Regions from separate parts of the Homo sapiens genome. Here all the other regions are linked to region 2. Evidence: chromatin contacts called from ENCODE Hi-C or POLR2A ChIA-PET data. All regions are on one chromosome and are shown on one strand. Each heading gives the region's core, a stretch centred on a gene start or an enhancer-like site at or near the end of the contact. The rest is flanking DNA. Distances are from core to core; before and after follow the strand shown.

Region 1 (7,241 bases), core at 1,931-4,430, 63 kb before region 2:
GTATTGTGGGTGGTGGCTGTGAGTTGGGATGGGTATCACTGTTGTCTTGTAGGGGTGAGTTTTGCCAGGGATTCTATTTTCCACATACCATCTCGGCAATGGTTTATTTTGGTGTATGCTCAGAACTTGGGCAAAATTATTGACTATAAATGGGCTTAAATCTCTCTTCTAGTCGATTGAGTGCATACTTAGGACATAGTATTTTATGACACCATTATATTCTATGTATCTTGATTATAGGAGAACGCTATAATCCTATTGTATTCATCATATTCACTGTAGTGAGTTAAAGAAGGTTTAAAATTCTTTGCCTCTCTTACTATCAAGAAGTGTGGTCTATTTTCTATTTCTTTGAAACAGACCAACTCTGACACTGGTTTTGACAAATAGAATACACTGGAGGCCAAACACAGTGGCTCACATCTGTAATCCCAGCACTTTGGGAGGCCAAGGCAGGTGGATCACTTGAGCCTAGGAGTTTGAGACCAGCCTGGCCAAAGTGGCAAAACCTTGTCTCTACAAAGAAATTTAAAAAATTAACTGGGTATGGTGGCACATGCCTATAATCCCAGCTACTTGGGAAGCTGAGGCAGGAGGATTGCTTGAGCTCAGGAGGTTGAGGCTGCAGTAACACTGTATAACTTCTAAGGCTGGGCCCTAAGATATCCGTAGCTTCCAATTTTGTCCCATTTGGGAGCAGTTGCCATATAAGAAATCTGGTTACCTTGAAACTTCTATATCATGAGAAAGCTCAACCTTACCACGTGGAGAGAGGGACCAAGTGGAGAAGTGCTGAGGTGCCAGACACGTAAGTGAAATTTTCTTAGACCTTTCTGTCTAGCCACTAGGTAAATGAAGCCTAGTAAATGACCTCAGCCAGTGGCATGAGGAACAGAATAACCACCCAACAAAGCTCTGTCCAAATTGCTGACTCAGAGAAACATAAGCAAATATGATGATTGGTTTAAGCCAGTACGTTTTGGGGCAATTTGTTAACTAGTATAACAGAAACATATCGAATCAAAGTTGATGGAATTAGTGACCCACACACCCACCCCCATTACACAGCAACAACAGGATCCAGATGGATAAAGCTTCTTTATAGTCATTCAAATAGCAAAAACCTTACTGAGCTGAGAGCAGAGCCCAGAAAAATCCCCAAATTCCAGGTGTGGTCTACATGATATTAAATGGAGATATTTTTCTGAAAGCAACTATTTTCCCTCATACCGCTTTTCTGTAGTATGTTGCATTTTTCTTTTTTATTTATTTAATTTTTTGTTTTGTTTTGAGATAGGGTCCCACTCTGTGCCACAGGCTGGAATGCAGTGGCGTAATCTGGGCTCACTGCAGCCTCAACCTCCTGGGCTCGAGCCATCCTCTGTGTCAGCCTCCCTAGTAGCTGGAACCACAGATGTGTGCCACCATGCCTGGTGAATTTTTCTATTTTTTGTAGAGACAAGGTTTTGCCATGTTGCCCAGGATGGTCTCAAACTCCTGGGCTCGAGTGATCTACCCACCTCTGCCTCCCAAAGTGCTAGGATTACAGGCGTGAGCCACCTCACCTGGTAGCTGTGTCTTTCCCACACTGGCCATTATACCTCCCTACTGTAACCCCATTCATTTATTTTATTTTTAAAACAGTCCACAGAATATCATAATAGTAACATGTGTAAACAATGTAGCTACCCGATAGTAGAAAAAAGGATAAATAATTTATAGTACATCCACTAAAAAAATCACCAACTTGAATCTCTTAAATTTAATGCTACAGAAGGGTATCTATGGGCATTGAGAGATATTCTTCTCAGGGAACCTGCCCCGATAGTCACTTAGGTTCTTTTCTATTTTCCCTAAGCGTCGGCCGGCTTGAGAAATAAAGGGACAGAGTACAAAAGAGAGAAATTTTAAAGCTGGGCATCCGGGGGAGACATCACATGTCGGTAGTTTCCGTGATGCCCCACAAGCCACAAAAACCAGCAAGTTTTTATTAGGGATTTTCAAAAGGAGAGGGAGTGTGCGAATAGGTGTGGGTCACAGACATCAAGTACTTCACAAGGTAATAGAATATCACAAGGCAAATGGAGGCAGGGCAAGATCACAGGACCACAGGACGGGGCAAAATTAAAATTGCTAATGAAGCTTCGGGCACCACTGTCATTGATAACATCTTATCAGGGGACAGGGTTTTGAGAGCAACCGGTCTGACTAAAATTTATTAGGTGGGAATTTCTTCTTCCTAATAAGCCTGGGAGCGCTGTGGGAGACTGGGGTCTATTTCACCCCTACAGCCTTGACCATAGAAGACGGGCACACCTAGGGGGGCTGTCTATAGGCCTATACCCCCAGGTGCGTATTCTCTTTCCCAGGGATGTTCCTTGCTGAGAAAAAGAATTCAGTGATATTTCTCCCATTTGCTTTTGAAAGAAGAGAAATATGGCTCTGTTCCGCCCGGCTCACCAGCGGTCAGAGTTTAAGTTTATCTCTCTTATTCCCTGAACAGTTGCTGTTATCCTGCTCTTTTTTCAAGGTGCCCAGATTTCATATTGTTTAAACACACATGCTCTACAATTTGTGCAGTTAATGCGATTATCACATGGTCCTGAGGCAATATACATCTTCCTCAGCTGACAGGATTCAGAGATTAAAGTAAAGACAGGCATAGGAAATCACAAGGGTATTGATTGGGGAAGTGATAAGTGTCCATGAAATCTTCACAATTTATGTTTAGAGACTGCAGTAAAAACAGGCATAAGAAATTATAAAAGTATTAACTTGGGGAACTAATAAATGTCCATGAAATCTTCACAATCCATGTTCTTCTGCCATGGTGTCAGCCGGTCCCTCTGTTTGGGGTCCCTGACTTCCCACAACATATTTCCAATATATGTCATGGAACAGTGTTATCCCACTTTTAAAAGTCTTATATACAGTATTCGTATATGCCTAGAAGAGGATATGATTTGTAATAAGGTAGAGAAGAATATGGGGACTCTGCATGCTCTTATTTGAGTTTCCTGAAATAAGCATGTCATAACATGCTTTTGTAATATGAAATGGTGAGAAAAGTGCTATTTAGGAGGTAGAAGTAGTGATGGAATGGAGGAAGTCTTCTCCAGGGAAGGGGAATGAGGCTGAAGCGCTGTGACTCAGAGAGAAACACCTGTGGTGTCCGGAGTTCCCCATTTGCTATTTGCCCTCCTGTGCACGGAATCTGTGACAGGCAGCCTGCCAACGACATGACCTCTGTTAATGACAGCTGAAGTCTGGGCTCGTGTAGATTCTTAAGCAGAATAGGAATCAGAGTCAGAACTGTGGTTATTAGATGAGTGGCCTTGTCAGAACTTTATCACCAAGTAGTATTTATTAAGCACTCTCTTGCTTTAATGAGTCAGGAAATAGGGTTCTCGTTCCCTTTATCATTCACAGTTGTGTTTCTCAGCAAGTGCAGGGCTCCCTTCCTAAAATGGCCCAGGACCCTTTCTCCTGAAGCCATATTACTAGGCAGAATGTTCCAGGGATGCAAAGTGTTGAGTCAACTACAGAGTATTAACTGAATGTCTCATTGCTCTCTGGGACTTTTTATTCTGGCTCTCACTTCTTCTCCCTACCTCCTACCAGAAAATACAATAGTCAAATCTGTGTACAGTGAAAATCTGTTGTCCAGTATCTCCTTTTCCCTTCCGTTGGAAACATCACTTTGCTTTCCTTTTGGGGAACCACCTCTCCTCGTTCTGTTCATGTGGTTACAGCTGGAATGAGCTGGAATGATTCATCACCTGGCTCCAGACAGTGGGCATGTGACTCAGGCTTGGCCAACTGGCATATTCCAATCTCCTGGCCTTGGGAGAAAGGGCCACAGACAGGCACATGACCCAAGTCAGGCCATGGAGACTCATTTCTGGGACTCTTGCTGGAGCTGTCGAGAGAATGGTGGACTGTTTCTATCTGGATTGCTAAACTGGTAGTTTGCAAGCCCAGAGCTGCTTGTGGCCATCTTTGCCACTTCATAGGTTAAGCCTGCTTCATAGGTTAAAGTCTGAGCAGGCTTAACCTATGACATGGCAAAGATGGGGGCAGGGAAGCACAAAGAGATGCCTTCTAAGGATTTGGTGTCTTCAGAAGGACACAAAGGAAATACAAAGGAAAGCAGAGCTGAGAGAAAGAGAGAATCAGATTTTTAAATGTCTTTTTTTTTTTTTTGAGCCGGAGTCTCCCTCTGTCGCCCAGGCTGGAGTGCAGTGGTGTGATCTTGGCTCACTGCAAGCTCTGCCTCCTGGGTTCACGCCATTCTCCTGCCTCAGCCTCCCGAGTAGCTGGGACTACAGGCGCGTGCCACCATGCCTGGCTAATTTTATTATTTTTAGTAGAGACGGGGTTTCACCATGTTAGCCAGGATGGTCTCAACCTCCTGACCTCGTGATCCGCCTGCCTCAGCCTCCCAGAGTGCTGGGATTACAGGTGTGAGCCACCGTGCCTGGCCTAAATGTCATCTTTTGAGAACCTGGCTCCAGCCACTCCAGAATTTACTCCTGGATCGTTTAGTTGCATGAGCTAAGAAAATCCATTTTCCCCCCTCTTAAGACAGTTTGAGTTGGATTTCTCTCACAGAAAGGTAGGAGAAGGTGGGACTTGAGTGAAGCCTGTAAGGTTGGGTTTTACTTTTGCTTTATAATGACTTTACAGCTTTTGGAGAAAATTCACCCATAGTCACATTTGAGCCTCACCACAACCTTACAAAGTCAGCAGAGTCTCTATTATCATCTCCATCTTGCAGAAGAGGAAACTGAAGCTCAGAGAAGTTAGATGATGTGTGCAGAGCTGGGGATCAATGGAGCTGGGGCACAAATCCAAGCTCTTTCCACTACACAGAGAAGCTGCTGGAGCTAAATCAGATTTGAGTCAGCACAGAGAAGGCAGAGTGGGATTTTGGGAACATATGCCTCAGTGACAGAGACTATTTCTGCTCTTTTCGCAAGATCACCTAATATAGCGCACTAAATGCACAATAACACAACAATAACTAATATCTACTGTTTGTCTGTGCCCAGCATTGGGTTAAGTAAACACTTTAATGGATTACCCATCTCCTTTCGCTTTTCCCAATATTCATACAAGGAAGGCATTATTATTGTCGCTACCATTTAACGAAGTAAGATGAAATAACTAAAATGCAGAAAAATGAAGCCACTTGCCCTAAGTGACACAATGAGTAAGTGGCTCAGGGGGGATTGGAATCCAGATCTGACCCCAGAGAATTCCCCTCGGCTGTCTTTATCACCAGGCTGTAGCCATGGTAAATGGGATTGTTCTCTTCTTTTTCAGTTTATTGTTAGTGCAGGTCTAACAATAAAATGAATAATAAACAGAAACACTATTGACTTTTGTGTGTCGATTTTGTATCATGTGACTTTACTGTATTCGTGTATTGTAACAGTTTTGGGGTAGAATCGTTAGGGTTTTCTATATATAAGATCATGTCATCAGCAAACAGTAACAATTTAGCTTCTTCCTTTCTAAATGATTTAGTGTCTTTTATTTATTTTTTTCTTGCCTAATTGCTTTGGCAAGGACTTCTAATACTAAGCAGTGAAGGTGTTCAGGAAATGCCACCCCAAAATATGCCTCTGTGGTGCACTGGTGGCTTTGCACTGAGGGCACTTAGGAAACAGCAGATGCTTTCTCTGAGCCCCCTTATCTGCCTAAAGATGAATCCTCTAAAAGGAACTCAATTTGTTATGAATCCCCTCCCTAGAAATCTTATCAATCAGGGAAGATTAACTTGGTTCACAGGAGGTGAGACTGGAGGTTAACACCAACCCAGAGATTGTTACCTCTTCTTCTGAGGGCTGCTCCAGACAATTTTTATTAGCTGAGACTGTTTATCTGGATAAGGCAGCCTTTCTTCACCACAAATTTCCTCCCTTTGCTCTATCGTAATTTGTGTCCCCCGCCTCCCCTGAGAAGCTGGAGCTCCTATTCCTTTCTGTAGCTTAGGATGCTATATAGACTTCAATCGTCTGACCCTTCTTCAAGTCTCTTATTCTGTGGGACACCTTTGCATATGCCCATCATTAAATATGGTTTTTCTCCTGTCAATCTGTCTTATGTCCCTTTAATTTGTAGCCTAGCCAAGGAACTTAGAAGGGTGGAGGTTTTTCACTCCCCTACAGTTGAATAGAAGTGACAAGAGTGCACATCTTTGTCTTGTTCCAGATCTTACAGGAAAGGCTTTCAATTTTTCACTGTTGAGTATAATGATAGCTATGGGTTTAATGTATATTGTGTTGAGGTTCATTCCTTCTATACCTAATTTGTTGAGAGTTTTCATCATGAAAGGATGTTGAATTTTGTCAAATATGTTTTCCACACCTATTGAGATGATCAAATGGTTTTTATCCTTCATTCTGTTAATGCGATATATCACATTTATTGATTTGCATATGTTGAACTATCTTGCATCCCAGGGATAAATCCCACTGATCATGGTGAGTGATTCTTTTAATGTGTGGTTGAATTTGGTTTGCTAGTGTTTGTGTGTGTGTGTGTGTGTGTGTGTTTTGTTTTTGTTTTGTTTTTTGAGACGGAGTCTCGCTTTTTGGCCTAGGCTGGAGTGCAGTGGCATGATCTCAGCTCACTGCAACCTCTGCCTCCCGGGTTTGTGCGATTCTCCTGCCTCAGCATCTCGAGTAGCTGGGATTACAGGTGCCCGCCACCACACCCAGCTAATTTTTTTATTTTTGGTAGAGACGGGATTTTGCCATGTTGGCCTGGCTGGTCTCAAACTCCTGACCTCAAGTGATCCACCTGCCTCAACCTCCCAAAGTGCTGAGATTACAGGTATGAGGCACCATGCCTAGCTGCTAGTGTTCTGTTAAGGGTTTTTGCATCTATATTCATTAAGGATATTGGCCTGTAATTTTCTTGTTATGTCCTTGTCTGGCTTTGATATCAGGGTAATGCTGGCCTCATAAAAAGAGCTTGGAAGTATTTCCTCCTCTTCTAGTTTTTTTGGAAGAGTTTGTGAACTGCACCTTAGCAATAAATATATTGACACTGTCAACAACTCTTGGTTGGCCTTTTGGTCTTTCAGTTGGGGCTGGGAAGATGTGGTTCTAGATTTTTCTTTTTTAATGATACTTCTCCCCTCCTGATTAAGGGTCATGTGTCTCTAAAACTCCACAACGGACACAGTCCCTTCAGGTGCTCCGCCTTCTCAAGCTGGCTCTCCCTAACTGGCC
Region 2 (7,510 bases), core at 4,984-7,483:
CAGAAAAGTTCAGCAGTGAGAAGCCAGACTGTGAATGACCCAAGAGCAGGGATGAGGACTTCTCTAGCTTTCAGTTCTTGCCTCAGGCATAAAACCTGGCACCTAAAACTTTGTTTAGCTGAACAAAGGGATTCTGGGAATGACTTTTTTTTTTTTTTTGCTTTGATCTCCCAGATTCCACCACCTTTGCTCATGGAAAGGAACTGATTGTGAATATTTTAGCCAGCAGGCCTATAAATGCTACCTTCTGAGGAGCTGAAAAAGAATTTGAATTGTTTCTCATCAGAGATAGCTGGGCCATAGAATAGTGCTGAAACTGGGTGACAGGAAACTTTGGTGCAAGTTCCTTGGGTCTGTCTGAGACCTCAGGCCTCTGCAGGGTGTCATAGCCCCTCATCTTCTTTTAGAATCACTGCCATCTCCTGCCTGGGGTTGGGAGGTCACACAGGAACACAGGAGGGGAGGGAGGGAACTTCTGGGGTGATTGTGAAAGAGATGCAGGAATTGGAAGAGAGAAAGAAGTGGGAGGGGAGAGAGAGAGATAGGAGAGAAAGAAGTGGGGAGAGACAGAGAGAGACAGGAGCAAAGGAGAAAGATTGATTTTAACAGTAGATTATTTCCCTCCAGGGAATTTTCAAAGGCAAAACAAAAACAAAACCCACAAATACCATTTTTTCCCTCTTTATCTCTGCTGTGGTCTGAAGGTTTGTGTCTCCTCAACATTCTTGTGTTGAAACTTAATCCCCAGTGGGATCCTATTGAGAGGTGTGGTGTTTGGAAGCATATAGGGAAGGACGGCTTCATCCTCACAAATGGGATGAGTGTCCTTAAGAGGCCTGAGGGAGCTTGTTCTCCCCTTCAGCCATATGGGGACACATAAAAGGAACCATCTATGTTCATCTTGAACAGCAGGCTCTCACCAGACATTTAATCTGCTGATGCTTTGAACGTGGACTTCTCAGCCTCCAGAAGTGTGAGCAATACATTTCTAGTGTTTATACATTACCCAGTCTAAGGTATTTCGTTATAGCATCCCAAACTGACTAAGACAATCTCTTTCCTTCCTGCCCACCTCTCCCAACTCCACTGTCCCCCTCCCGCCCACGAACAGAAATTTTTGAACTAGTGCAGAGATTGCTGAACAGGGGCTCCCAACAATCCACTCTTGGATCAATAAGAAGTTTAAGAGATAAACCATCCATGCAGAGGGCCCCCAGCTAGGAGACAGGAGGCACTCTCAGCCCCATCACTCCCTAGCTGTGTGAGCCTAAACAAGGTGCTTTTGCAAGTGTGGATCATTGGGAAGGACTGCTTCTTTCCCCTTCCTGATATGTCCTTCCCTGGGCAGGGAACTCTCCTAAGGGAGCCCTCCTGGCTTCTGTCTGCCCTATAGTCACGCCTTCCCAGGGAGGAGGACACAACAGTTAACTTCCCTTTGCCTTTGTTCAGCCAGCTCTATGCCCACACGGTGACCTATATGGATTACATGAGCGGGATCTCTTATCTTCTGGCCTCCCTTGTAGGGAGGAGGATATGAACCCCACACTCCCTTCCCGCAGGTGGCAGCAGGCTGGCCACAGAACACCCCTTGACTGAAGGCGGTCCCTCCTATCAGATGCTTCTCTTTCTTCGGATTCTGGTAACTGCTCCCTCTGCCTCCATTTCAGCTCTGGGATATTGCACTGTCCTTTGTGGATTCTCCATGCTCTGCCCACACTTTTGTGAAGAATCCTCTTATTAGATTTTTATTCAAATTACACAGTTAGAATATGTCAGCTATCCCTGAATGACAGGAGGGGTGACTGAATTCCACTGGTGAGTTTAGGAGAAATTTGGCCTATTTCAATGCCTTCCTCTTTCTTTCTTCTTAGGGGCCGGTCTTTCTACATTGTTGTGCGATGAAGTGGCGCTACCTCCCCCTGTAGAGAGGCCTGCCCTCCCCAGCACTACCTGAGCGCCTATTCTTTCTTTTTCTTTTTCTTTCTTTTCTTTTCTTTTTTTTTTTTTTTTTTTTGACACAGGGTCTTGCTCCATCACCCAGACTGGAATGCAGTGGTAAACATGACTCACTGCAGCCTTGACCTCCCAGGCTGAGGTGATCTTCCCACTTCAGCCTCCTTAGTAGCTGGGACTACGGGCATGCACCATCACACCCGGCTAATTTATTTTTTGTAGAGATGTGGTCTCACCATGTTGCCCAGGCTGATCTCTAACTCCTGAGCTGAAGTGATCCACCCACCTAGGCCTCCCAAAGTGCTGGGATTACAGGAGTGAGCCACTGTGCCCAGCCTGGGTGCCAGTTCTAACTCATTCTGGGCTTTGGTATTAGGCAGCCCTAAGACAGAAATATATTATTACTCAATATCAGCATTTATATCAGTAATAAATAGGGTCTCCATTTGTTAACTAATTTGTCCTATTTCTCAGCTGGTGGAGGACTTGGGTTGGTAGGGGGTGTTACTGGGCCCCCTCAAATACCTCACATGGGTAGATAGCCTCCCTGGCCGCTCAGGACCACTGGGTGGAAGAGGCTGTCACATGAGCCCTTATGTAATGGCTATTAGGAAACTCTCTTTAAGATAGCTGTGGCTTCTCTTTTCCCAGTGGTATCCTGCCCTTTCCAGAGGAGGCTGCCGTGAGGTGATTGGAAGGAATGTGTCCTGGTCTCCATCAGAGCTGTTGAGTCAGTCACTTGGCCGCTCAGCAGAATTGCTCAAGTAGACTGGGAAGGAGACCCCAGGATAGTTCATGAGTGGCTATGTTACTGTCCCATGGCAGTGCCGAGAGGAGACGCTCATGCACAAAGGGGATCAGAAGCAGGCTTAGGAAGCCCAGCCCTGCAAGCCAAGGGCAAAGGCCAGCCTGCTGTCACCTGCAGGAAGGGAGTGCGGGTTCATATCCTCCTCCTCAGGAGGGAGGCCAGAAGATAAGAGATCATGCTCATGTAATCCACACAGGTCACCCCGTGGGTATAGAGCTGGCTGAACAAGGGCAAAGGGGAGATAGCTGCTGCGTCCTCCTCCCTGGGAAGGCATGACTACAGGGCAGACAGAGGCCAGGAGGGCTCCCTTAGGAGAGTGCCCTGCCCAGGGATTACTAAGGAGGGGCCGTATTCTAGTCTCTCAGTGAAGAGGAGTGGGCAGTTGTACAGGGGAAGAGCCCCGACAACCCTCTGAGCTTCCAGGTCCTGTTGTCCAGCCAGTGGGTTACCCAGGGGAACTCTTTGCTCTTTTGCCTTCTTCTAGGTCCTGCCTCTGCTACTAGTGTTTGGAAATGCTCATTAATTTTAATACTAACATGGGGAAAGCTAATTAGGAAGGTGAATCCACTGCAAAATAAATTATCTGATGCATTTACAAAGGAATGAATTATCTATTGTTCAGGATTGCTCTGCTCCACTCCCCTTCCATTAGCACAGCTCAGAGCCAGCCGGGTGTGAGCTGCACTTGTTCTTCCACTGTGGGGGCCAGAGGATGCTGTAGACAATAAGCATGAATAAGCTTCAAGGAGGAAGAGGTCCTGTTAGGCCAGGGCAGACAGAAAGCCTTCATAGAGCTGGGAATTGAACTAATTTTTAGCTGGGGGAGATATTCTACAACATAATTTGTCATGACTATTCATGATTCCATTGTATAGTTTTTACAATTTGGTCAATCACCTATTGTTGAGTCAATCCCCTATTGTTGAACATCGAAGTTATTTCTATTTTTTGTTGCTATAAATAATACTGTAATGAACATCCTTATATACATATTTTTACATATTTATCCAATATTTAAAGGATATTTTTCTTGAAAGGGAGTTGATGAGTCAAAGGGTAGGCACATATTTTATTTTATTTTATTTTATTTTATTTTTATTTTTATTTTTTTTGAGATGGAGTCTCACTGTGTTGCCCAGGCTGGAGTGCAGTGGTGCAATCTTGGCTCACTGCAAGCTCCGCCTCCCAGGTTCACGCCATTCTCCTGCCTCAGCCTCCCGAGTAGCTGGGACTACAGGCGCCCGCCACCACGCCCAGCTAATTTTTTGTATTTTTAGTAGAGACGGGGTTTCACCGTGTTAGCCAGAATGGTCTCGATCTCCTGACCTCGTGATCGGCCTGCCTTGGCCTCCCAAAGTGCTGGGATTACAGGCGTGAGCCACCGCGCCCGGCCATTATTTTTATTATTGTTTTTGAGGCAGGGTCTTGCTCTGTTGCCCAGGCTGGGGTGCAGTGGTGTGATCATGGCTCACTGCAGCCTGGACTATCCTGGGCTCAAGCTATCCTCCTCCCTTAGCTTCCTGAGTAGCTAGGACTACAGGTGTGTGCCACCACACCCAGCTAATTTTTGTATTTTTAGTAGAGACAGGGTTTTGCCATGTTGCCCAGACTGGTCTCGAACTCCTGGGCTCAAGTGATCTGCCCACCTCAGCCTCCCAAAGTGCTGGGATTACAAGCATGAGCCACTGTGTCCAGCCCACACATTTAAAAAATCATTTTTTTTTCTGATTGCCAAAGTAATACTCACCGTAAAACATTCAAACACAAGATTGTGCTTGAATGTGTTTGAATGTTTTACGGTGAGTATTACTTTGGCAAAAAAAAAAAAAAAAAATAATCAGAGCATCATTGGTTTTGAAAATGAAAGTCTCCTATAGTTTCACATCTCAGAATTATTTTATGCTGACTTTTAAAAATGAGACACTAACATGTAACAGAAACACCTCTGAAGACTTACTTTTCATCACACTTAGAATGGACACCAGAGCCCAGAGCCCACACCACGGCCACATCTCCCTCCACTCTTTCCTCCCCCTACTTTGCTCCAGCTGCTGTGGCTGCCTTGCAGTTTTAGAACCAGTTAAACACGGCAATACTGTAGGCCTCTGTGATGGCTGGTTCTTCCGGTCAGAATATCCTTGCCCCAAATATTCAGGTAATTCCCGCCCTCACTTTTATTCAGGTCTCTGCTCAACTGTCACTATTTTGGAAAGCCCCTCTCTAAGCATCCTAAGCAGAATAGCACACCTCATAATTCAGTTTCTTCATACCACGTATCATTACGTGACATTTAATTCTGTCTATTTATTTGCTTACTGTCTATTTAGAAAACTGTGAGAGCAGCCGGGTGCAGTGGCTCACGCCTGTAATCCCAGCACTTTGGGAGCCTGAGGCGGGTGGACCACTTGGGGCCAGGAGTTCGTGACCAGCTTGGCCAACATGGTGAAACCCCGTCTCTACTAAAAATACAAAAAATTAGCTGGGCATGGTGGTGCACGCCTGTAGTCCCAGCTACTCGGGAGGCTGAGGCAGGAGAATTGCTTAAAACCGGGAGGCAGAAGTTGCAGTGAGCCGAGATCGTGTCACTGCACTCCAGCCTGGGCGACAAGAGCGAAACTCTGTCTCAAAAAAAAAAAAAAAGAAAACTGTGAGAGCAAGGACTTTGCCTTGCTCTCTGCATATCCCCAGTACCTGGAACAGAAACTGGCACATAATAGGTGCTTAATAAATGCATGTTGAATGATTGAATAAAATTAAACTCTATAGTTCTGAAACCTGTTTTTGTGTGTGTGGTTAACAGGAGTCTCTTAATAGATAATACCTAGTACTTTTTTCAATTCCCTTATACATTCATTTGAAGTGTGCATTATAAAATTCATTGTTCAACATACAAATGAGTATCATTGACTTTGGGATCAAAGGAAGGGAAAATTATTCAAAAGAGCACTGTATGTATTTACACAGATGAAGCTGCTTTTTTACTGAACGGTATATCATGGACATCTTTTCACATCAATATATAAATCTTTCTAGTCTGCACAGTGGTACACAGTTTATTTACCCAATTCTCTTTTGATGGGCATTTGGATTGTTTCCAATTTTTCTATATTATAGACAATGTTGCATTGCACATCCTTACACATATATCCTTTGCATGCTTTTAATGTTTTATATCTTTTATCTGAGATGATGGAAAAACCTACAAGCATGAATGTCTAGCATGAGATTGGAAATGCAGTCTGGGAGCTGAGAGCTATCTAGCTTGGGGGTAGATTGGAGATTTCTTCACACATATCCAATCACTGAAGTAATAGGAATCCATGAAATATAAAGAAGGAAATCGAGCAAAGCTGGAAAACATGAATCTTAAGCAATGTCTGCACTTAGAGGGCAGGAGGAGGGAGGCAAGAAACTATTCATTTTTGACAGTTATTTCTTGATTGGTATTTTCTGAAGACTGGAAACACAATGACACAGTATGAGTGATGTGGACTTTGTTCCTGCCTTCCTGTGGCATACAGTCTCATGGAAGAGGAACGCAGAAAATAAACAGTGAAATCAGATGATCATAATAGAGTGGATAATACAAGATGACATGGAAGTACATAGGAGGGCAATTGCCACAGACGACAGCCTTAATGGAAAGTGCTCTAGAGGTTACCTCTGAGCTGAGCCTGATGTAAATAGGAGTTAGCCAGGTGAGGTGGTGCGGGTCAGGAGTGAGGAAGACTTCCAAGCTGAAGGAACAGCACTTTCAAGGTTCGGAGTTGTGAGGGAATGTGGCACATCCAGGGCACTGAAAAAAAAAGTTTACTGTGTGTGTCAGGAGACACACACAGTAAAGTGTGTGAGAGTGAGGTGGGTGGTGGGGGAGAGGACTGAGAAGTAGGCAGGGGCCATGATAAGAGGTTTGGCTTTAATTTTAAAGGCAATGAAGAATTTTAAGCAGGGAGGTCGTGAGATCAGTTCTGTAGGTACATTAGACAATGACTCCGACTGCAGTGCGGACAATGTATTGAAGGGTGTGGCATGGGAGAGAATAAGACCAGAGGGTCACCTGGTGGGAACCAGGGAAGAGGGGATATGGCTCTAAGTCAGAGTAATAGTGTTGGGCGTAAAGAGCAGTGGATGGATTCTAGAGGCATTTAGGAGGATTGGGAGGTAGAATTGACAGGACTTCGTTACAGGCTGGATTGAAGGGGAGAATGAAAGTGAAGAATCAAAGATGACAAATGAATGCAAAGAGCAGCTCCTGGTTTGGGTAATCGAGATAGGAAGATAAGCTGGTCCGGAAGGCAGTAAGGATGAAAACTTTACCTCTGGACAAGTCCCGTTTTTTGTGGGATGTCCAAGTAGAGGTGTTAAGCAGACAGGAGAGAAAGATCTGGGCTGGAGACAGCTCGGTGTCACGGGCATCCAGACAGAATTGACACCTTGGTAAATGTGAACTCTATAACATCCGGGACTTTGTCTTCTTCATTGTGATACCTCAGGGCTTAGAACCTTGCCTGATTCGTGGTGTGTGCTCAGTAAATATTTGTGGAGTGAAGGAGTGGATGAGATCACTCGGGGAAAGTGAGGGAAGAAGAAGGCCCAAGCCAGAAAGCCAAGGAGCACAGGGAGTGTCACTGCTGCACAGGAGAAAGAGAGACAGAAGGAGGGAGAGAGAGAGACAGGGAGGAGAGAGAGGGAGAGAAAAGAGAGAGGGAGAGAGAGGGGCATGTCAGGGACACAGAGAGGAAGCAGTCA
Region 3 (7,265 bases), core at 4,520-7,019, 39 kb after region 2:
GCCTTGGCCTCCCAAAGTGCTGGGATTACAGGCGTGAGCCACTGCGCCCGGCCTGTCCCTTCTTGAGCCTCACAAATTCTGTCTCTTCAGGCATCAGCTGGGATCACTGCATTTTCCCTTAGCTTAGGCTTTTGCTGGCTCTGTAGAGGCAAGAGGTAAATTCTGACACATAAACAGGGCTAAAGGAGAAGTAGGAGAACGCTGGCTTCTTTCCATCTGAAGGCAAATATACATCACCACCACCAAATAATGTAGATTTCTTCAGAAAACCCTCCAGTCTGGTCTTCTTTATTTTTCATGAAAAATGCACATTTCTCTTATTATTATAGCTTGGCCCCTATTTTCCTGGCTGAATTTCATTAAAGAGCCCCCCTCCCCCCCCTACATTAACTGAAAATGCCCCCACTCCGGGAACAATTTGGGACCAAAGGCACAGTGTTCAAATAGCATACACGGATGTCAAATCTTCTCCCTAAGCAGTAGAGGTGGATCATTCAGCTCATTCTCTACAATAGAGCTCCTGCTCTACAGGAGAGCCAGTTGCCCTCCCTTTTGTAAAGGGATAAGAAGAGAATACGTGCTTATTTATCCTGACAATACAACAGAGCAAGCCATATTAGAGAAAAACAGGAAAAATAATGATGCTAAGAAGTCAACGATAAAGACTGTTCCGTGCTCCACAGTGTTCCTTAGGTGACAATGAGGCGATAGAGATCATTTAATCCAACCAGTTTATGTCAAAAATAAGAATACCAAGACACTTGGGTAAAATGACTCGCACAAGACAGAGCCAGCCTGAGGCAAAGCTGGGGTAAGTCTCTGACTTTGAGTCATTTGTTGCATCCACTACACCAGCTGTTCTCGAAGTGTGATCCATAGACCCCTGAGGGTTCCTGCCATTCTTCTGAGGTATTCCTGAAATCAAAACTACTTTCATAATAATCATATGATGTTTTCTGCCTTTTTCACTGTGTCGACAATTTGCACTGATGGTGGGTAAAACTACTGGCATTTTAGCATGAACCAAAGCCTAAGCATCCAACTGTGCTAGTCATCACTGTCACACACTTGCAGGAAAAACGAATGCCAAATTCACTTAAACAAATGCCCTTAGGCTGGGTGCCTTGGCTCACCCCATCATCCCAGCACTTCGGGAGGCCTCAGCCGAGGCCAGAGGATCATTTGAGGCCAGGAGTCTGAGACCCTGCCTCTACTTAAAAAAAAAAAAAAAAAAAAAAAAGAGAGAGAGTGTCTTTGGTGAAGCAGTCAAAATTAATTCTATTAAATATTGACAATTTTCAAAATAATCTGTGTGCTATGGTTTCAGTATGTCCCCTAAAGTTCTTGTGTTGGAAACTTAATCCCCATTGCAACAGTGTTGAGAAGTGGGACTTTTCAGAGGTGATTATGGTCATGAGGGCTCTGCCCTCATCAACGGATTAATGTCATTATCGCAGGAGTGTGTTGCTGATAAAAAGGAGGAACTCGGCCTCCTTTCTCCTCTTGCACATGCAGCTCTCTCGCCCTTCTGCCTTCTGCCATGGGATGACAGAACAAGGAGGCCCTCCCCAGAGGCGGGCCCCTTAACTTCTCAGCCTCCAGAACTGTAAAAAATACATTTCTTTTCTTTATAAATTACCCAGTCAGTGATATTCTGTTATGGAAACACACAACAGACTGAGCCACTGTGTAACAAAATGAGAAGTATGCATAAAGTACTTTTGCTGTGTTCCAAACTATGATAGTTATCTCTAGGAAAAACACTTAGGCGATTATTTGAGTTGTGAGTTGAACAAACCACTTTTTTTCATGGAGCATCTTTTTTTCTTTTTTCTTGAAAGAACAAATGACAAAGAATGCTATTTCAGACTAAGCATTTGGCAGACATTTTCTTAAAAATGAACAAAGGGAGCCTGTCACTTCAAGGAAAACAACTGATAGTATTTGTTGCTGATGATAAAATTTGAGCTTCCAAGCAAAAATTAGAATTTGGAAAAACTTTTGTTTACCACTGTGGAGCTCGACAGCTTCTCAATACATAAGGTTTTTTTAAGGAAATAGATTGGTGATATTAATGACCGTGATTTTTTTCTGATATGGTATAATAAAATGTGTCAACATTTGAAATACCTGCATAATTCAAAGACAAATATTTTCCAATGACCATTGAATGCACTGTATTACAAAATCATGCATGGGTAAAAGATCCATTCTAAGTACACAACAAACCAATGGATTTTAATGTAACAGAACACGAAAAGTTCATTGACATAATTTCAGACTTCACATTGCAACTAACCTTTAAGACACCTGTTTTGGTGTAGTACCAAAAAAGAATATCCACAATTATCTAAGAGGACTATTAAATACTCTTCCCTTTTCCAGCTACATATCTGTGTGAAGCTGGATTTTCTTCACACATTTTGACCAAACCAACATATTGCAATATACTGAATGCAAAAGTAAATATTTGAGAATCCATTCATCTTCCGTTATGCACACATTTTAAAAATTTCAAAATATTTCACAATGCAAAACAATGCCATTTTTCAAAAATGTAAAATAATCTCACTTTTCTTGCTGAAAATTTTGTTTGGAAGATATGATTTTTAAAAATAGAAATTTGGGCCGGGCACGGTGGCCCATGCCTGTAATTCCAGCACTTTGGGAGGCTAAGGCGGGCAAATCACCTGAGGTCAGGAGTTCGAGACCACCCTGGCCAACGTGGAGAAACCCCGTCTCTACTAAAAATACAAAAAATAGCTGGGCATGCGCTTGTAATCCCAGCTACTCAGGAGGCTGAGGCAGGAGAATCGCTTGAACCCAGGAGACAGAGGTTGCAGTGAGCCAAGATCGTGCCACTGCACTCCAGCCTGGGCAACAGAGCGAGACTCCGTCTCAAAAATAAATAAATAAATAAATAAATAATAAAATATTCTGGTGCCTCCACTCCATCCCCCACGGGTCTGCTGTGTGTGCCATGGACGGCATTGTCCCAGATATAGCAGTTGGTACAAAGCGGGGATCTGACGAGCTTTTCTCTGCTTGTGTCACTAACAGACCATTTATCATGAGCAGCAACTCGGCCTCTGCAGCAAATGGACATGGCAGCAAGAAGTTCAAAGGTGACAGCAGAAGCGCCGGTGTCCCCTCCAGAGTGACCCACATCCAGAAGCTCCCATCGACGTCATCGAAGGGGAGGTGATCTCCCTGGAGCTGCCCTTTGGGAAGGTTACTAACCTCCTGATGCTGAAGGGGAAAAACCAGGCCTTCATCAAGATGAGCACGGAGGAGGCTGCCAACACCATGGTGAATTACTACACCTCGGTGACGCCCGTGCTGCGCGGCCAGCCCATCTACATCCAGTTCTCCAACCACAAGGGGCTGAAGACCGACAGCTCTCCCAACCAGGCGCGGGACCCGGCAGCCCTCAGGCCGTGAACTCGGTCCAGTCGGGGAACCTGGCCTGGACTGCCCCGGCGGCAGCCGTAGACGCAGGGATGGCGATGGCCGGGCAGAGCCTGGTGCTCAGGATCATCGTGGAGAACCTCTTCTACCCCACGACCCTGGATGTGCTGCACCAGATTTTCTCCAAGTTCGGCACAGTGAAGACCATCACATTCATCAAGGACAACCAGTTCCAGGCCCTGCTGCAGTACACGGACCCCGAGAACGCCCAGCATACCAAGCTGTCGCTGGATTGGCAGAACACCTACAACGCCTGCCACACGCTGTGCATCGACTTCTCCAAGCTCATCAGCCTCAACGTAAAGTACAACAACGACAAGAGCCGCGACTACCACGCCCGGACCTGCCCTCCGGGGACAGCTAGCCCTCGCTGGACCAGACATGGCCGTGGCCTTCGACCTTTCAGTTCCCAACATCCACGGAGCCCTGGCCCCCCGGCCATCCCCTCGGCGGTGGCGGCAGCTGCAGCGGCAGGCCAGATCGCCATCCTGGGCCTGGCGGGGACAGGAAATTCTGTCTTGCTGGTCAGCGGCCTCAACCCAGAGAGAGTCACACCCCAAAGCCTCTGTTTTTGTTTGTTTGTTTGTTTTAGACGGAGTCTTGCTCTGTTGCCCAGGCTGGAGTGTGATCTCGGCTCATTGCAACCTCTCCCTCCGGGGTTCAAGTGATTCTGCTGCCTCAGCCTCCCGAGTAGCTGGGATTACAACCGCGCCACCACGCCCGACTAATTTTTGTATTTTTAGTAGAGACGGGGTTTCACCATGTTGGTCAGGCTGGTCTCGAACTCCTGACCTCGTGATCCGCCTGCCTCAGCCTCCCAAAGTCCTGGGATTAAAAGCGTGAGCCACCGCGCCCAGCCCCCAAAGCCTCTTTATTCTTTTCAGCGTCTACGGGGACGTGCAGCGCGTGAAGATCCCGTTCAATAAGAAGGAGAACGCTCTGGTTCAGATGGCGGACGGCAACCAGGCCCAGCTGGCCATGAGCCACCTGAACTGGCACAAGCTGCACGGGAAGCCCATCCGCATCTCATCCGTATCACGCCCTTGAAGCACCAGAACGTGCAGCTGCCCCGCGAGGGCCGGGAGGACCAGGGCCTGACCAAGGACTATGGCAACTCGCCCCTGCACCGCTTCAAGAAGCCAGGCTTCAAGAACTTCCAGAACATATTCCCGCCCTCGGCCACCGTGCACCTCTCCAACATCCCGCCCTCAGTATCCGAGGAAGATCTCAAGGTCCTCTCCTCCAGCCATGGGGGCATAGTCATAGGATTCAAGTTCTTCCAGAAGAACCGCAAGATGGCGCTGATCCAAATGCGCTCCGTGGAGGAGGCGGTCCAGACCCCCATTGCCCTACACAACCACGACATCTGGGAGAACCACCACCTGCGGGTCTCCTTCTCCAAGTCCACCATCTATGGGCACAGGCCCACCACAGCCGGGCCCCCTGGCGACAACTTCCATCATTCCAAAAAAAGCGACTTTAAAAAGCAGCTGAAGTGACCTTAACTGACCAGAGATTTTCTTTCTTTCTTTTTTTTTTTTTTTTTTTTTTTTTGAGAAGGCGTCTCGCTCTGTCGCCCAGGCTGGAGTGGAGTGGCGCGATCTCGGCTCACTGCAAGCTCCGCCTCCCAGGTTCACGCCTTTCTCCTGCCTCAGGCTCCCGAGTAGCTGGGGCTACAGGCGCCCACCACCATGCCCAGCTAATTTTTTGTATTTTTAGTAGAGACAGGGTTTCACCGTGTTAGCCAGGATGGTCTCGATCTCCTGACCTCGTGATCCGCCCGCCTCGGCCTCCCAAAGTGCTGGGATTACAGGCATGAGCCACCGAGCCCGGCCTTTCTTTCTTTAAAAAGAAATCAGTTTACCTGTTTTTTTTTTAAATTAAATCTAGTTCACTGTGCTAAAATTAATTAATTTAATTTAATTTAAATAGAAATATGTATATTAACATGTAATGGGTTTATTATTGTGATCTTAAAATTGACAAATATTTTAAATTTTCTGCCACTAACCTACATACATTTTAAGAGTATATACAAGGGTCCTGAGACAAAAAAATTTGAGAACTGCTGTATTACCCCATCTTGCCCTGCAGAACGTGGACTGAAGGGAAGTACTTTTTTCCTTTCTACTTAAATAACCCAGTGCTGTTACTGTTTTATTTTAAAATCCAATCTACCCTCTTCCTCCAGAATTATTAAAAAGTAGACTGCAAAAGAACCATAGCTTCCTGAAATCAAAGGACCCAAAACAAAGAGAAAGCAAAAGCAGTGAATAAAAGGACTTCTCCAGAGACTGGCAGGCCGACCAAAGACCACTCCCCCTCCAGCCAGCCTGGTAGGAGTTGCCTATTCCTTTTTGCTTCGTTGTTCTCACACCCAGTCACCCACTCCCATCCCCTACATCCCAACCCCCATCCTGGAAAGCTATTGTTCTCCAGGGCCTCAAAACACAAAGGGACTTCACAAATCTTTGGGCTGACTCCCCACCCCATCCTCTCTCTGAGATTACAGTGCAGGGAAGGGCACTTTCAGATTCTGCCTGAGCCTCCACCAGCCCCCTGTTCTCAGGCTCGGGGCTGAGATGAAAAGGGAACACCACTGTTTCTGGCCTGAAAAGGAAATGTAAATGCATTGCAAGCCAGAAGCTGCCAGAAGACCATTTCCCTGTTAGTAAACAGGGCTGCCTGAGCCATCTTTCTCCTCTTTAATAACCTGTGGGGCACCTATTGATTGCGCATGCTGGTCCCTCATAAATTAAAACAGGGATGCCTTCCGGTTGCTCTGTAGCTGCGTAGATGGTGAAATTGGCTCACTAATACTTCATGTTCATGGAGCACAGTGTATCCCGCCACATAAACATGAAGAATATGTATCATCAGGCTCTGGGATTGCACGGAAAACAACCCCGGAAGCTTCTGGGCATGCTGCAGACTTTAATTAGGCAGTTTCTTCCACTAGGATTGGAGACCGGCAGAAACACCAATTGCATGCCTCCTGCCGCAGCCTGTTCTGCTTTCAAATGGGAGGAAGGAGCAAGCCCTGGTGGGTAGGAGATGAGCCTGCTCCTCTCTCTACCCCCTTACCAGGATAGGCACCCGTAAGCAGAAAGGAATGTTCATCTCTCATGCTGTGGTAGAGAGAGCACCAAGTTAGCAGTCAGAAAACATTCAGAACTTCTGCTTTAGCCACTTACAGCTACATGATCATGGGCGCAAGTGCCTTAACCTCTCGGAATCACAGCATCTCATCTGGAAAGTGGACAAAGTAATAACACCTAGCTGCTTGTGAGGCTTGAGGAAAATAAGTCTTTCCTGGCGCCCAGTATGGTCTCAGTAAATACTGAAACTGAAATTGAAGCAGATGAAGAACAGAGTGGCAGGTACAGGGCTGATACTATTTCTTTCTCTCACCTCAAAAATCTGGCATCAGGAACTTTCCACCACTACCCCTAGCCAACATTTTGCTCTTTAAGTAAGAAGTGAGGCCCTGCAACTCATACCTTGGTACATTGGAAATGTTTCTCTTACCCTTCCATCTTTCTGTGCCCACTCCTGAGCTGGCTCTCAATTGAAAATTCATTTAGCAGGAAACCTCTCTAAAATGCATGGTAAACATCGAAAAACATGCTAGCATAGTTTACCATTCTACCAAAAATAGCTTGGCACCCACATGCCAACACTTAGCAGAACCTTCCGAGTTTCTCTGACTTTAAACAGACCCTAGGCAACCAGATCCACTTACGCTTCCCAGAGTGTGTAGCATTTCATTAAAGTTTTACTACAGTCCCCTTCCTCTG
Region 4 (7,127 bases), core at 2,807-5,306, 37 kb before region 2:
GGGATCCCAGCCTCTCCATTAACCCATTTTATGAAAAAGCTCTGAAAGAAACCCCCCAAACTTGGGGTGGGAGAAGTAAGTGGGGTCACGAGTGTGGCTTCAGTGTCTACCTCTGAAATAACGAGTAAAAGAGAAAACAAAGGAGAAATTCTACTTTTCTTTGTTCTATAGTAGATCTCCTTTTAGTCCCAGCCTAGAACTATGCCCTTCATTCACTATTAGAGCTTGCATGTGTGTGTTTTCGGGTTTTTTTTTTGTTGGTTTTTTTTTTTTTTTCTTTGAGTAGCTGGGACTACAGGCGCCCGCTACCACGCCTGGCTAATTTTTTGTATTTTTAGTAGAGATGGCGTTTCACCGTGTTAGCCAGGATGGTCTTGATCTCCTGACCTCGTGATCCACCCACCTCAGCCTCCCAAAGTTCTGGGATTACAGGCATGAGCCACCACGCCCAGCCGTGTGTGTGTTTTTAATTTGCAAGACAAGATATACTTTATTGTGACAGCAAATACACATAATGCTGTAGGTAAGGCATGCTACTATAATATGTATCTGCATCGAATCAAAGGCTGGTGTGGAAATGAGTGGGAATGAATGCTGTTTCTTAATGCTTGAAGATTTAGTCCATGGTACCTGGAGGATAGAAAAGAGTTTGTGTTCACTTATTTGAAGTACAATATTATACCTAATTAGAGACCTTTGTCCTTGACCAAAAGCCCAAAGGCAAATAAGAGTAACCTAATCTTTTTTAAAACCTCTTTATTGAGTTATTATTGACGTACAAAAAGACATAGATATTTAATGCATGCAATTTGATGTGTTTGGGGAGTAGCATATGCCATGAAACCATCAAACCATCATCACTATCAATGTCATCAGCTTATCCATTAACCCCAAAAGTTTCCTGCTGCCCCTTTTGGTTTTTGTTTTTTTGAGACAGGGTCTGGTTCTGTCGCCCAGGCTAGAGGTAGTGGTGCAATCTTGGCTCACTGCAGCCTCAACCACCCAAGCTCAAGTCATCTTCCCACCTCAGCCTTCCAGGTAGCTGGAACTATAGGTGCTCACCACCAGTCCTGGCTAATTTTTGTATTTTTTGTAGAGACAGGGTTTTGCCATGTTGCCCAAGCTGGTCTCAAACCCCTGGGCCCAAGCAATCCTGCCGCCTCAGCCTCCCAAATTGCTGGGATTATAGACTTGAGCTACACACTGACTGTTTTTACTTTTCTTGTGCCTAATATTGAGAGGTGAAGCTAGCTGGACTTCCTGGGTCAAGTGGGAACTTGGAGAACTTTTCTGTATGGCTAAAGGATTGTAAATGCACCAATGAGCACTCTGTGTCTAGCTAAAGGATTGTAAATGCACCAATCAGCGCTCTGTAAAAATGGACCAATCAGCACTCTGTAAAATGGACCAATCAGCACTTGGTAAAACAATCAGCAGGATGTGGGCGGGGCCAAATAAGGGAATAAAAGCTGGCCACCCCAGCCAGCAGCGGCAACCAGCTCAGGTGTCCTTCCATGCTGTAGAAGCTTTGTTCTTTCGCTCTTCACAATAAATCTTTTTGCTTCTCATTCTTTGGGTCCGCACTACTTTTATGAGCTGTAACACTCACTGCGGAGGTCTGCGGCTTCACTCCTGAAGTCAACAAGACCATGAACCCACTGGGAGGGAGGAACAAACAACTCCTGACACGCTGCCTTTAAGAGCTGTAACACTCACTGCGAAGGTCTGCAGCTTCACTCCTGAAGTCAGCGAGACCATAAACCCACCGGAAGGAAGAAATTCTGGACACATCTGAACATCTGAAGGAAAAAACTCCGGACACACCATCTTTAAGAACTATAATAATCACCGCGAGGGTCTGTGGCTTCATTCTTGAAGTCAGTGAGACCAAGAACCCACCGGAAGTAATAAATTCTGGACACAATATTTCTACTTACTCTGTTTTGTCTTAGCGCCTTAATTATACGTATGGGGCTTGTCTTACATTCTTGGTCTGTCTGTTCAGTCCTGCTTTGGATACACTTATGGCTCATGGGGTTTGCTATTTGTCTTCTGAGGGAGTGACAATGCCCCACTTAGAGCATCTCATCCCTAAGCCACTGGCTGCTCACTCTGGTATCATGTGCATATATGAAAGTGTCCAAGGCCAGATCCTGGTCTGAGACATCTCCCCAGGGGGTTCACACGTTTTGTTGCTACTGCTGTGGTTGTTGGTTCCTGGAATCCCTGTTTCCCTCTATGGTCTCTCCAGCATGGATTTGGGAGAGGGAGCCGGCCACCCTGCTTACTGCCAACTTGGCAAGGACTGGGAGTGTTTTTCTGGCTCATTTCTGTTTCTTGTGTAACCTATCCGTGCTGCATTTTCTTTTTCTTTTCTGTTTTTTCAAGACGGAGTCTTGTTCTGTTGCCCAGGCTGGAGTGCAGTAACACGACCTCGGCTAACTGCAATCTCTGTCTCCCCGGTTCAGGTGATTCTCCTGCCTCAGCCTCCCAAGTAACTGGGACTACAGGCATGCGCCACCACGCCTGGCCAATTTTTTGTATTTTTAAGAGATAGGGTTTCACCATGTTAGCCAGGCTGGTCTCGAACTCCTGACCTCATGTGATCCACCTGCGTCGACCTCCCAAAGTGCTGGGATTACAGGTGTGAGCCACTGTGCCCAGCCATTTTCTCTTACTTGTAGATGGATGAAGCCTATGTTACTATAATTTGCTGAGTATGTGTATTTCTCCATTTTTATTGGTCCATTTCAATTCATTTGCAAAGGGCCAATCAACTGCTACTGTGTTTAATTCCAGAATCCTGCTAGTGGAGGTTTATAAACAAGGTATCTGTGAGGAGATGGGGATCTGAAGGGTGCCCTGCAGGGAAGCTTACTCGAGCCCTGGTTGGTACCTTGGTGACCCCAAGCCCCATGCAAATCATAATGTTGGCTTTTCTGGTGTGGCTACTCCCCACCCTAAGTCACACTGTTACTATCTGGCCAGCCTAAGACCCCCAGGCAAACAAAGATGACCTCCCGGGGGCCAAGGGTAAAGACTAGACCTCTTTGAGGGGCAAGGTTCAATTCTTTACTGCACAGGTAGGGAGACTTAGGCTGCAGCCCGGCTCTGAGAAAGGTTCAGCTGGGTGGAGGAGGAGTCTCTGGGCCAAAGCTGCCCTTTGGAGGAGTCCTGGATCTTGCAGAAATGGCCTGCTTAGTGCCCACCCCCTGCACCCCTGCTCAGCACTGGCTGGGAGTAAGCCTGGGGACTGTGGCTTCAGTGTGAATGTGGGGGTGGGGTGGATGCAGAGCAGTAGCATGTGGGGTATCCAGCCAGGCCTGCTCCACAGAGCAGGAGAGCAGAGCTGGGAAGGGACAGTGGGGATGTGATCTGTTAGCCTTCTGGCTGCAGCGCAGTGCAGACCTCCCTTGCCTGATATGACTGGGTCTCCACCTCTTCCACCCCAGTCTCCTGACTCCTGCAAAAAAAGAAAAGGGGGTGTGCAGGGCTGCCAAACACAGCCATGTCAGGGTGGGCCGGTCCCTGCATTGTGCGCCCACCTGCTGCTGCTGTGTTGTAGGGGAAACCGACCAAAGCACGTAGAGTTAGAACAAAACAAGAACATGGGCTGTGGAGACAGGCTGGCTTCCATGTGCCAGTCTCTCCTGCAGCTTCTGCTCTGGCTGCTGCTCTCTCAGGATCCCGTGCAGCTTTGCCTCGGCCTCACACAGGAGAGTTCTCACACGTAAGGTGGGCCTAGGGGCTGCGGCTCAGAGTCTCCTGTATTGGGATCATTACACATGTCCAGAGTGACAGCTGAGAGGAAAGGGTCCTTGCTTGTGTGCTCAGGAGATGGCTAGGGAGGAGCCACCCCAGGGGAGTTGCCACAGCCAGAATTGCTCTGCTAGGCCCTTCCCTGAAGAGACTTCAATTCTTTTATAGATTTCTCCTTCTTAAACCCAACAAGCTGTTTGGGCAAGAAACCAGGTGAAAGAAACTGAGATTATAGGGGAAGTGTGAAGTGTAGACCAATCATGTGGAACAAGGAAGGGGCGTGACTCAAAAACATAACGTGTGTGTGTGTGTGTGTGTGTGTGTGTGTGTGTGTGCGCGTGCTGACTGGCAGAGCTGGGCCTGCTCTTTATTTGGGAGCCTGCTTGCTACTTTCACCTGTGTTTTCAGCTTGTCTTAGTGCTTTTCTCTCTCATAGTCCAATCCCAGCCCAGCAGATGGTTCACTATGCTTTTAATTGAAGAATGAGGAGGAATCTTTGCACACTTAAAAAACATCCATGGCTGGGTACAGGGGCTAATGCCTGTAGTCCCAGAACTGGGAGGCCATGGCAGGAGGGCACTTGAGCCCAGGAATTCGAGGCTGTAGTGGGCTGCGATCACTGCACTCCAGCCCGGGCGAGAGAGTGAAACTCTATCTCAAAAAAACAAAACAAGATACCATCCAATCCTGGGCCAAGCCCCCACCAACACTGATCCTAAAGGAAAGAAAGCATGGCTGCAGCAGGCACAACAGGACACAGCCCCACCCTTGGAACATCGTGCTCCTGGGGACAAGACACTGGATGCGGAAGCTGGCATCCTAGAACTGACTTTTTCGTTGAGTATTATTACTGTGTTTCCTGGATTCTAAAACACTATTGATTGCAAGATGCACCATTATTCTTTTCTTTCAAATCTAGATCTGCAAACGCCATCATTTTAATAACTGCTTTTAGGCGGAGGAAAAGAAACACAACCACATCAAACGCATGCATCAACTGAAACACCCATCCTGATTTCGGGACCCTGAAAATAAGAAAAATACAGCGCATCTTAAAACTGAAATGGGAAAAAAAAAAAGGAGAACTTATAAAAACTAAATACAGAGGAGACTTTTTCTAATTCTGGAAATGAGATGCAAAACCAATACCCACATTTTGGAATCATAGTATGAGTAGGCTTTTTACCATGTATCACTGCTATTCCTTTTTTTTTTTTTTTGAGAGGAAGAAGGCGTGAGTTGACCTGGTATTACTCACCCAAAAGTGAGGCATTGGGGATATTTATATTCAGCAAGCAGTGCAGGGTTTAAACTGGTGAGTAGATATTTGCATCTTCTAACCACAAAAGTAAAATAAGAGAACTAACTGAAATTTCAGTTTTAGAATGATGATAGCTAATACTTGTGGAGCTCCTTTTTCTCCAGGCACTGCTCTAGGTCCTTTGAATGTATTAACTCATTTAACCCCATGAAAATCCTATGAGAAGGTGCAATGAACAGCTCTAGTCATAGGGATGGGAACAAGGAATCATAGAGATATTAAGCAGTGTGCTCAGGGTCCCATTGCTAGTGTATAGACTTGCACAAGGATAGTATGGCCCTATAGCCCCTCCTCTTAACTGCACTATACGGCCTCTACTAAAGCGTAAGTGAGGGAAATAGACCAAACAAAACTGAGAGTTTGTGGGTGGAGGAAATGCTGAGTTGGGCTAAAGGCAGGAGTATGCTGGTAAAGTGGCTCTTTTCTCCCACCCCAAATGCCCTAGTTCATAACATTTGCCAATTTCCTTGGTGTAAATACTTCCAACAGTGGCCGATTTCAAGACACCAACCTGCTGTTAAAATTCTGAGTGTTTAACAATTGCCTCTCTGGAGCCAGTATAAGCTGGCCCTAGCACGCCACTGGCTGAAAGTAATTGTCCAAATTAATATGCAGCGGTTTAGCCAGGAACGTTTTTTGTGTCATGTTAAATTAAGCCAACTGTGGGTGCGACTCTGCATGTGTGTTCAGGGCTTGGAAATTGTTTCTCCCCTTCTGCTTCTGTAACCACCCAAGGGGTTCACCTTGCCCGCTGCCTAGACAGAGCCGATTTATCAAGACAGGGGAATTGCAATGGAGAAAGAGTAATTCGCTCAGAGCTGGCTGTGTGGGAGACCTGAGTTTTATTACTCAAATCAGTCTCCCCAAGCATTCGGGGAGCAGAGTTGATGTTTGTTTTTTGTTTTGTTTTTTTTTTTAGACGGAGTCTTGCTCTGTCGCCAGGCTGGAATGCAGTGGAGCGTCCTCGGCTCACTGCAATCTCTGCCTCCCAGGTTTAAGCAATTCCCCTGCCTCAGCCTCCTGAGTAGCTAAGACTACAGGTGCGCACCACCACACCCAGCTATTTTTTTTTTTTTTTGTATTTTAGTAGAGACGGGGTTTCACCATGTTGGCCAGCATGGTCTCCATCTCCTGACCTCGTGATCCGCCCACCTCGGCCTCCCAAAGTGCTGGGATTACAGGCATGAGCCACCACACCCAAGAAGCAGAATTTTTAAGAACAACTTGGTGGGTTGGGGCTGGGCACAGTGGCTCATGGCTGTAATCCCAGCACTTTGGGAGGCTGAGGCAGGCAGATCATGAGCTCAGGAGTCGGAGACCAGCCTGACCAACATAGTGAAACTCCATCTCTACTAAAAATACAAAAATTAGCTGGGCATGGTGGCGTGCGCCTGTAATCCCAGCTACTCAGGAGGCTGAGGCAGGAGAATCACTTGAACCTGCGGGGGCAGAGTTTGCAGTTAGCCGAGATCGCCCCACTGCACTCCAGCCTGGGTGACAGAGGGAGACTCCGTCTCAAAAAAAAAAAAAAAAAAAAAAAAAGAACAACTTGGTGGGTTGGGGGTGGGGAGCCGGTGAGCTGGGAGTGCAGGTTGGTCAGGGATGAAATCATAGGGGGTTGAAGCTGTCTGCACCGAGTTAGTTCCTGGGTAGGAGCCACAAGATCACATGATTCAGTTTATCAGTCTGGGTGGTGCCAACTGATCCATCAAGTGCAGAGTCTACAAAATAGCTCAAACACTAATCTTAGGAGCAGTTTAGTGAGGGTCAGAATCTTGTAGCCTCCAGCAGCATGACTCCTACAACCATAATTTCTAGTCTTGTGGCTGTTAGTCCTACAAAGGCAATCTAGTCCCTAGGCAAAAAGGAGGTCTGCTTTGGGAAAGGGCTGTTACCGTCATCTTTGTTTTAAACTATAAACTACATTTCTCCCAGTTAGTTCAGCCTACGCCCAGGAATGAACAAGGACAGTTTGGAGGTTAGAAGCAAGATGGAGACAGATAAGTTAGATCTTTCTCACTGTCTCAGTCATAATTTTGGAAAGGCA

What was found. A loop is a pair of places that touch in the nucleus more often than their neighbours do. ChIA-PET counts read pairs that join two places held with the same protein, here RNA polymerase II (POLR2A). Pooled maps may share reads with other maps.
Region 1: a loop to region 2 is called in a pooled map, with 2.2 times the contacts of the local background. The contact joins two enhancer-like sites. A Hi-C loop is called at or near these places in 6 of 50 pooled maps. POLR2A ChIA-PET finds 5 or more read pairs at or near these places in 5 of 52 experiments (AG04450, GM10248, H1 and 2 more).
Region 3: a loop to region 2 is called in a map of dorsolateral prefrontal cortex, with 3 times the contacts of the local background. The contact joins two enhancer-like sites. A Hi-C loop is called at or near these places in 17 of 168 maps with a recorded cell type or tissue (CD4-positive, alpha-beta memory T cell, CD8-positive, alpha-beta T cell, Caco-2 and 13 more), 6 of 37 single-sample maps with no recorded cell type and 12 of 50 pooled maps. POLR2A ChIA-PET finds 5 or more read pairs at or near these places in 13 of 52 experiments (AG04449, BJ, CD4-positive, alpha-beta memory T cell and 10 more).
Region 4: a loop to region 2 is called in a pooled map, with 2.6 times the contacts of the local background. The contact joins two enhancer-like sites. A Hi-C loop is called at or near these places in 2 of 168 maps with a recorded cell type or tissue (CD14-positive monocyte and HepG2) and 3 of 50 pooled maps. POLR2A ChIA-PET finds 5 or more read pairs at or near these places in 10 of 52 experiments (A549, A673, AG04450 and 7 more).

What each region holds. Positions count from the first base shown.
Region 1 is chr14:65,176,836-65,184,076 of GRCh38, forward strand. No RefSeq gene overlaps it. Among named protein-coding and RNA genes, the nearest start is that of LINC02324, 42 kb to the right of the region's middle. RefSeq lists enhancers at 2,944-3,143, 3,214-3,303. Within about 2 kb of position 3,181, at least 12 of the 41 ENCODE cell types and tissues checked have a DNase peak (open chromatin) inside an H3K27ac peak, as active enhancers do.
Region 2 is chr14:65,236,643-65,244,152 of GRCh38, forward strand. No RefSeq gene overlaps it. Among named protein-coding and RNA genes, the nearest start is that of LINC02324, 18 kb to the left of the region's middle. RefSeq lists an enhancer at 1,409-1,977. Within about 2 kb of position 6,234, at least 3 of the 41 ENCODE cell types and tissues checked have a DNase peak (open chromatin) inside an H3K27ac peak, as active enhancers do.
Region 3 is chr14:65,276,287-65,283,551 of GRCh38, forward strand. It overlaps the pseudogene PTBP1P. Among named protein-coding and RNA genes, the nearest start is that of MIR4708, 55 kb to the right of the region's middle. RefSeq lists enhancers at 5,620-6,188, 5,641-5,710. Within about 2 kb of position 5,770, at least 6 of the 41 ENCODE cell types and tissues checked have a DNase peak (open chromatin) inside an H3K27ac peak, as active enhancers do.
Region 4 is chr14:65,201,540-65,208,666 of GRCh38, forward strand. No RefSeq gene overlaps it. Among named protein-coding and RNA genes, the nearest start is that of LINC02324, 17 kb to the right of the region's middle. RefSeq lists enhancers at 3,493-3,602, 6,866-6,955. Within about 2 kb of position 4,057, at least 7 of the 41 ENCODE cell types and tissues checked have a DNase peak (open chromatin) inside an H3K27ac peak, as active enhancers do.